Linked DNA regions of Homo sapiens: region 2 is linked to region 1. A link is a contact called in ENCODE Hi-C or POLR2A ChIA-PET data. All regions are on one chromosome and are shown on one strand. The core of a region is the stretch at or near the end of the contact, and the rest is flanking DNA. Distances in the headings are between cores, read along the strand shown. Region 1 overlaps TMEM255A (transmembrane protein 255A). Region 2 holds the start of CUL4B (cullin 4B).

What was found. Hi-C counts contacts between places; a loop is a spot of excess contacts on that map. ChIA-PET counts read pairs that join two places held with the same protein, here RNA polymerase II (POLR2A). Pooled maps may share reads with other maps.
Region 2: a loop to region 1 is called in a pooled map, with 5 times the contacts of the local background. The contact joins the promoter of CUL4B here to the enhancer-like site in region 1. A Hi-C loop is called at or near these places in 2 of 50 pooled maps. POLR2A ChIA-PET finds 5 or more read pairs at or near these places in 3 of 52 experiments (HEK293, HepG2 and WTC11).

The regions. Positions count from the first base shown.
Region 1 is chrX:120,285,889-120,290,132 of GRCh38, forward strand. TMEM255A (transmembrane protein 255A) reads right to left here. Exons shown (of 9, transcript NM_001104544.3): 5 at 1,266-1,334. Among named protein-coding and RNA genes, the nearest start is that of TMEM255A, 23 kb to the right of the region's middle. Within about 2 kb of position 1,268, at least 2 of the 41 ENCODE cell types and tissues checked have a DNase peak (open chromatin) inside an H3K27ac peak, as active enhancers do.
Region 2 is chrX:120,559,712-120,563,955 of GRCh38, forward strand. CUL4B (cullin 4B) reads right to left here and starts at 1,251. Exons shown (of 20, transcript NM_001079872.2): 1 at 372-1,251. The coding sequence starts at 927. RefSeq lists enhancers at 320-1,205, 1,203-1,497, 1,206-2,090 and silencers at 1,471-1,550, 1,851-1,900.

The DNA of each region.
Region 1 (4,244 bases), core at 18-2,517:
TCTCTTGTTAGCAAGAAATTGTCCAGCTCTCTCCCCCATCCAGATGCAATGAAGTGCTGCTAAATTTGTCTTGCTTTGTTATAGAGAATATTCATAGCAAATGGGCATTTTTTTCTATATTGGGTCCTTCATCCAAATGCTTACTGCCTTTCAGATAAGCTGTTATCATATATGCATTTCTATTCCTCCTATCTAACCTGAGAACAGTGAGAGAAATAGTAAATTTATGGTTGTTAAAAGAAAAAGGAGTCAAGTGGATGGCAGAGACATAATCAAAGTATTTGCCATGGTGCCTTTGGAGCAGGACTGCTTTGCCTTACTCCAAGGGCACCCATTCACATTGTATTTTATGTAAAATGGCTTCCCCTGAAGCTGTGCAATGCAGTGGCCATTTTACATCCAATTGCCTTCCTTTTCTCTTCCCAACTGAAAGTTTACCATTTTTCTAACTATTTGGGAATGATTGACTTTCAATGTGAGGTTAATAGAGTACAAAATTGTCAAGATTCCTGGAAGCCTAGGTACAGTTTCATATGGAGAAATCCCTGGGTTGGGAAGGGATTATTGTATACTGAAATGAAAGCTCTCCAAAAATGACCTGGAGTCATACTTTGCCTCACTACGCATTGCATCTAGCTCTGCTTGAGGCAACATGGAACATAAGGAGAGCTGTTTGGGGCAGAAGAGAGACTCATCTGTGCATGCTCAAGCATTATTAGGCTGGCCTCTTGGAGGTGTTATGAGAGGGGCCAGGCTGACAGTCCCAGCCTCCCCAGAGCATAAAGGTGGATCTGGCTTCTCAGTTACCCTCATTTGGCTTCCAGACCCATCCTATGTGTGGAACTCAGGCTCTGCCTCCGTAGTTCAGGCCTAGTGCCCTGGTGGGGCTTCCACTTTTATTCCAACTGAGCACTGAGTTCAGGCAACTGAACCATCATCCACAGAGATGGGGGAGGGTCATGTCCTGTGGCCTCTGTACTCTCATTTGTCCCCCTGAGGATCAAAGCCACATATGGGGAGGCTCCCGGCTGGGGTCAGAGGGTCAGCCTGTGGCCACAGAACAAAGTAAAACTGATTAGGCCTCATGAGGCTCCAACCTATGACCATGGCCTCATTAGCAATGTGCTCTGACCCACTGAACAAATCAGCTATACATACCTAGAAATAAAACTTAGGCCCATGAAAAGGAGTAAAAGAAAGGGTGTTTCAGGCAGAACAGGGGACTTTCCCAGGAGGTAAAGACATGCAGCCTCATTCTGGCTCACCTCCTCAGCTTCCTTCTGTGATGTCTTGGGAACATAATGGCACCGGTTAGCGTAGAGTGGTTTCAGATCCTGAAAAGGGAAACACCAAAACAAAGGGGTTTTGACTTTGGAAAATAAAACAGCAAGTGTTGTACTTGGTAATAAAAGGTTTGAATACACACACACACACACACACACACACACAGAAGCAGGCAGGCAGTAGATTGGGTTAATTTCTGAAAGTCACCTGTCTAGGGAGACTGAGTGAAGATTAGACAAAAATACTTTAAAAATTACTTTCTATTAGACTACTTGGTTAATGAGAAATTATGAAACTGATTGAGAAATGGGCTTCTTGAAATTTCCTCTCTGGTTTTCTTTTACTTCTGGCCTTTGTCTTCTTGTAAACAGTCCTCAGGGAACAAGATGCAAAACTCCAGGTTATTATGAAATGACACTTTCAAGCAGAGAGAGCTCAAGTCCAACAATGAGGTTTCATTATCACCTGGGGACAGGACTATGGTTGGCTGACTTGTACCTCTTGCTGTCATTTCCGCATCATTTTCAGAAGGAAGAGCTCAGGAAGCAAGCCTCAGGAGGAGGGGCAGCTCCTGAGGCTGCTGTAGATTTTAACTCAATTGAACTGTGAGCCATTTTCACCCAACTGCATAGATTAGATAAAATCAGTGAACTCCAAAAACACTGTTCAAGTCTCAGAAAACTAACATGGGGCTCAAGGACAGTCGATTTACTCTGCTGGCTTGGCCAGCTTCCTGATGAGAGAGAGCTCTCATGCATGGGGGTTGGGGTAGAACCAATAGACACAAGCCAGGGCTGCCTGGAAGCTTGCAGGCAGGAGCTGCTGTTCACTTTCCGGACTGATGCTAAACCTCCCCTGAGTGGTAGGGGGCTTCTTCCAAAGGCACCTTAGGACAGGACAAACAACTTATGCAAATTGACCTTGGGGTTTGGCAGAAGTACCCAGGCAGAGGGAATTTATGTATTGTCTCCTTCCCTTCTGCCCCCACTTCTTTCACCATTTACGATCATCTCAGTGGCTGCTTTTCCCCACACATGTGATTTAGCGTCTTTTGTACTTGGCACTCAAATGCCTCCTGCCTTTTAGCCGGCCTCCCCATTAAGGTTCTAGGACTTTCCATCAGCTAGCTACTTCTACATGAAACTCCTGCCTGCTCAATGTTCTGAAAGTACCTTGCCCTGTTAGCTTAGCTTGGAGTCTAGCTGGAAAGGAATGAGGGTGTTCATGCTCACACCTGGAAGGGCTTATTGTCCATGTTTGGTGTTTGGGTAGTGGCAGAATAATTATCATAATTATCCTGCTGAAGAGGAGGCTTAATGTGCTGGTCACAGCCCTTCTCACCTCCTGGTTTTGCAAAAAGCATTCAGGCACCAAGTGCCCTACATGAAGACAGACGTGTGATAGTTGCCCATTTGCTGCCTCTGGCTGATACTCTTCATTGAGGCCCAGAAGAGTAACAAGAACAAGGCAATTGGGAGGCAAGAAAAGGTCACTCAGCCAGGGCTTGGCAACCTCTGTAATCTGAAGGGCTACCAACTATGGCATGAAGGGGTAGAAAAGGAAATTGTTTTATGTTGAGTGTCTGCTCTATGCCAGGCCCTCTTAGGGCATATCCATTCCCATTATTTAATTTCACGTTCATGCTAACCCTGAAAGGTAGGTTACTACTATATCCATTTAGAAGAAAAGAAAACTATGGTACAAGAAGGTAAAGTGATTTTCCAAGCTAGTTAATGGCTATACTAGGGAGAGGGGAAAGGAAAGAAATATGAGACAAAAGAGAAATGGCACAAGACACATAGAGAAGGGTGAGTGAGAAGGTGGTAGGTCTTGAGAGGAAGTTCAGATTCACCCAAGTCAAAGGAACAGGGAAAGATGATGTTAAAGGGCCTCAACAATAGGACAGCTGGCTCTCACCCATCCAAGCTGTGCTAGGGTCCAAATGTGCCTTTCATTTAAGTTGGCCAACAGATACCATCATAGATTAATAAAGCCTCCTTCCTCAAAGCTCTCTGGGTGTCAATGAGGACTAGCCAATGTCTTAGGGCAGGTATAGTATAAGCAGAAAGATTTTCTTAAATATTCATCCAGTCGTACCCCCAAATACTTGAGTCAAATGCTGTACTGCAGGTCACCAGCAGCAGGAGGTACAGAGGGCCTGGACTCAGAGGCAAGTAGTGGTCATTAGAGGAAACTTCCAGTAAATATAATTTGAATTTTTGCCCATTGCCTTTGACTGGAGCCAATGATCAAAAACATTGGAATGTCAGGAAAATGCAAATCAAAACCATAATGAGATACTGCTTCATACCCACTAGGATGGCTGGAATCAAAAAGTCAGATAATAATGAGAGTTGATGAGTATGTAGCAAAATCAAACCCATCAAACACTCTGGTGGGAATGTAAAATAGTGCAGCCACTTTGGAAAATACTCTGGCAGTTCCTCAAACAAATAAACATACTTACTATATGATCCAGCAGTTATACTCTTAGGTAGAAAGAAAATGAAAATGAAAATGAAAACATATATCCATGCATAAATTTGTACATAAATGTTTACAGTAGAATTATTCATAATAACCAAAAAGTGGAAACAACTCAAATGTACACCAACTAGTGAACGGACAAAGAAAATGTGGTATACCCATACAACGGAATGTTATTAGTCCATAAAACGGAATGAAGTACTTGATACAACATGAACGAATCTTGAAAACATTATACTAACTGAAAGAAACCAATCACAAGAGAATATATATATTATATTATTCTATTAATATGAAATGTCTAGAATAGGGATACCTTACACAAAGAAAGTATATTAGTGGTTGCTTGGGTCTGGGGAGAATGTGGGAATGTGGAGGTGAAAGCTAAAGGGTATGGGATTTCTTTTCAAGATGATGAAAATCTAAAATTGACTGTGGTGATGGTTGCACATAAATAACTGATACATACTAAA
Region 2 (4,244 bases), core at 1-2,500, 270 kb after region 1:
CCCAGCAATGCCAAGGCTCGCTATGCACCTGAAATAAATAAACCTCTTTAGAATACAAATTTCTCACCTGCAAAATCCGGATCAATCATACCGATTGTCAGTGTTATAAGGAATAACAGATTAAATACAATAGGTTGAAAAAGACCTCAAAATACTGCACAGAAACACCCGGTGTATGCTTCAGCACAAGGATCCTAACCACCCCCGGAAAATGAACCCTCCACCAAAAAAGGACCTCCCCTCCACCTCATTGATTATGCATAAAACATTAGGCCACCTCCAAACTGTTTAATATATTAACATAAATAGAGCACGTGACCCCTCGAGTGTCAAATCCTTATTAGGTGATTATGGATTTTGGCCTTGGTTACCTTTAAAGTTCTTGATCACTAACTTCTTAGCAGAGCCAGGTTTGCTGTTAGCAAAGCTAGAGACGGTGGTAGAAGATTTGGCTAGGCCGTTTGCATGATGCACCGAAGCCACAGAAGAGATTAATATACTCTTATTTTTAAGTTGCTGCTGCTGAGATGTTGCAGCAGTTGGTGAAGATGAGGAGGAGGAGGAGGAGGATTCCTCAGCCATCTTCGCATCAAACCCTACAAACTCCAGGGTGTCTTCAAAACGCAGCTTCTTCTGTATCGGTACGTGGCTGGAAGCAGCCACTGAAACCCCCAGGCAGAAGGACGAGGTTGAAGGGGATGCCGAATCCCTGGGTTGTAAAGGAGGAGTGGAAGAGGAGGAAGAGGTGGAATCAAAGTCTTCTCTCTCGTTACTACTGTTACTGCTGCTACTGCTGCTGCTGTTTAACTTTCTCTTCTTGGCAGAGGTGGGCGGAGTGGTGCTGGTATTACCATCAGTGGCAGATCTGACCTCCTGAGCAGCAGCAGCAGCTGAGGGACTGGGGGAAGAAAAACCTGTTGGAAACATGAAAATAGCGGGGTCAACAGGCAGAGGAGCATCAAAAACCTACGTTTATATGCCTGCGTGCGTGTAGGAGAGAAGGTAGCAATGCTAGAGGGGGAAGGGAAGAAAGAAGAGAGGAGAAACACAGAGGACGAGAAGGAAAGTGAAGGGGGGGGCTACACCGGGGGAATGGGAGGGTTTGGGAAGGCGGATAGGCTGACACCAGGAGTGAGCAGAACGAGGGGGGAGAGCGAATGAGGAGGCAGACAGGTAAACGGCCGTGCCGTCCCCCTCCCCTGCTTTTCGATCTCTCTCCCCCCCTTTCTGCAGGAGCGACTCAGCGAGTCTGTGAGGCTGCAGCTCCTCCTCCTTTTCTCCCTCTCCCTGGGAGGGGAGAGGCTGTGGTTGGGGGAAAGGGGGAGGGGGAAAGAACCAGGGCTTGTTATTGTCAATAGCACAAGAGGCTAAAGATGGCGCCATTTCCGGTCACGCGGCGCCGAGGGAGGGGCGGTGTCAACCTCAGGGAGTGGGGGTGAGGGAAGCGCTGCAGCCGCCCGGGGGGCGGGGGAGCTCGCGCGTGAGGGGGCGGCTGGAAAGGGGCGGCTAAAGTGCCCCAGACGCTCGCGCTAGTTCGCTCCTGCTCCCGCTCCCCTTCGCGATCCCCTTTCCTGGCAGCGCCTTCCTTCCCTGGCCCACCGGGAACTCCCACTCCCTCCTTAACGGTCCCGCGGGAAGCTTCGCGCCGCAGCGCCCTTACCGGAAGTGACTGGGCAGACACTTTTCATAGCGCCCAGATCCCGAAGCCCCCAGGTCCGCAGGACTTGAGTGGGGGGGGGAAGGGGGGAGGGAGAAATTGGGGGGAAGAAAAGTGGATAGGAGGAGGGGGCGGGCCTTCGAGACACCTTCGGAGCTCCTGATTGGAGCTTTCTGAAGGCGAGGGGGTGGGGGGGGTGGCGGGAGGAGCGGGAAGGAGCCTCGGGGGAGGGAAGGTAGTGACGGCGAGGGGCGGAGTGAGCTAGCTGGGAAAACGGAGGAGGAGGAAGAGGAGGAGAGAGGGAGGGACGGAATAAAACGTAAGGGTCCGGGAGAATAGAAACTTTGAAAGAGATGAAAGAATAAGGAGTGGTTGCAAGGCTAGGGGAGTAACCCTAAATAGAGGAAAACATAATCATGCCATTATGCCCGCTGCTGGAGAGGAATGTCCCTATGTTAAGATAGGAAAGGAGAAGAAAACGAGCTAAGATAGGAAGAAAAGGACTTTTTAATTCGGTGCCGGTATAAATTGTTTCTCTTTTATCTCAAGGCACCACAGACCCAAGGCTGAATAAGGCCTGAATTTTGATGCCTTTCTCTTTCATGTAGCTGTAAATCCTTTTATCTTACTACCAGGAGCATTTTCTAAGCTGGCTGGCCAAATTAAGTGTGTATTCTAAGGCGAAGAAATGGAAAGGTAACTAACCCCTCACCCACCCAGCACTATGCCCAGGATCGTCCTAACCCCCACTCTATCAGTCCTTAACTCAGTAATTTATAGACCCAACAAAGCTAAGACCCACTTCCTTCTTTTGCCAAATCTCAGTTTACACGCTGTCCCAAAGGAGACATTTTAGAACCATATCGGCAAAAGTCAGTGTTTTCTACTAATGTGTTTCATGACCCCATGCTTTACAATTGATTATTGATTTAAAAAATCTTTAAGTTTGGTTAAATTAGCAACAATAAACCTTGTAAATTCCCTGTTGGGAGTTTTTACTTAACCTTGGGGCATTCTCAGAGGGAGGTAACACAATATCAAAAACTAAATTTGCCAACCTGTTGATCATTCTAACTGCAAAAGCATTCAGTTAGCATGTATGGTAAGACTATGCAAGGTCTCTGCCCTTGAGAAGCCAGTAGGGGAAGATAGTTTCAAAACTAATTTCCATAACAATAATATGACATATATACAAAGTGCTGTCAGAAGAGGCAAAACAAGAAATTTGGGAGAAATCTGGAATAGGAAGAGTTCTACAGAGATTATGTTTATGCTGTGTCTCAAAGTGGGAGTTGCCAAAAAGAGAAGAGGGAACAGGATGAAAGGCATTCTGGGGAACGGAAACAAGGGCAAAGCAAGGAGTGAAAGGGCCAGGCCTGTTTATGGAAACATGGAAAGTGCAGTGAGGCTGGGAAGTAGGATGTCTGGCTGGGAGTAAGGAAGATGAGGCTCAAAAGTGCCTGGCACACCAAGCCAAGAATTTGGAGTCTACTCTGTAGGCGATCATAGATAGCAGGGAGACAATCCAGCAAGCAGAGCTTTTACAAACCAGGGGTGACAGGATTGTGAGTGGAGTAAAAGCAGCTTGTATGGTATACCTTGTGATAGGTGAATCAGAACCCTGCAAATAAATCAACTTTCTAACTTTGTTTAAACAGGCCCACTTGTTTTTGTGTCTTGAAAAGTCCCTGATTAAAATGCAAATCAACCTTTGGCATTATTAGACAATATCATTGCTATTTGATGACAGCCTGCTGAAAGCAAGGCTCTAATGGAACTTAGAACCGCTGAGAAGGGAGATGGGGGCCTGAAAGGAGACAGATGGAAGCACTCCTATCTGTTTTGAATATACCACATAGTTTTTTTCATTTTGTTTTGTTTTGAAGACAGAATCTTGCTGTGTCGCCCAGGCTGGACTGCAGTGGTGTAATCTTGGCTCACTGCAACCTCTGCCTCCCGGGTTCAAGCGATTCTTGTGCGTCAGCCTTCTTGAGTACCTGGGACTACAGGCATGTATCACTACGCCTGCTAATTTTTTTTGTATTTTTAGTAGAGTCAGGGTTTTGCTATGTTGGCCAGGCTGGTCTCGAACTCCTGGCCTCAAGTGATCCGCCTGCCTCAGCCTCCCAAAGTGCTGGGCCTACCATATAGTTCTTGCTGCCCAAATAGAAACAGTAAACTCTTAAGGCCAGGAAAGACACCTTAATACATTGAACTTTCCTTTATCGTGTCTCACAGTTCACAAAATGCTGAACCACTGTAAATGCAGGGTAAATGCTTATTGAATTGAGTATTTCATTGCATGTGAATAAAATAATGCTGTGTCTTTATAAGGGAGGATTAACTGACTCATTTTCAGGATTTAATGAACAAGGTTGTTCTAATTCATGTAGTTAAAATCTTTAGGAGGGTATATGAAGTGCTAGCCATTTTAAAAAATTACAAATATTAGTGCAACTGAAAGGGAATGGACATAAAGATAAGAGAAAGCTGCTTTTGCCATACAAAGATAAACTTTTCTACTAACCTAAATGATAGCTGAGTCCTGTTAATATTTAACTACATTCTAGTAATAATAGTTCCCTAT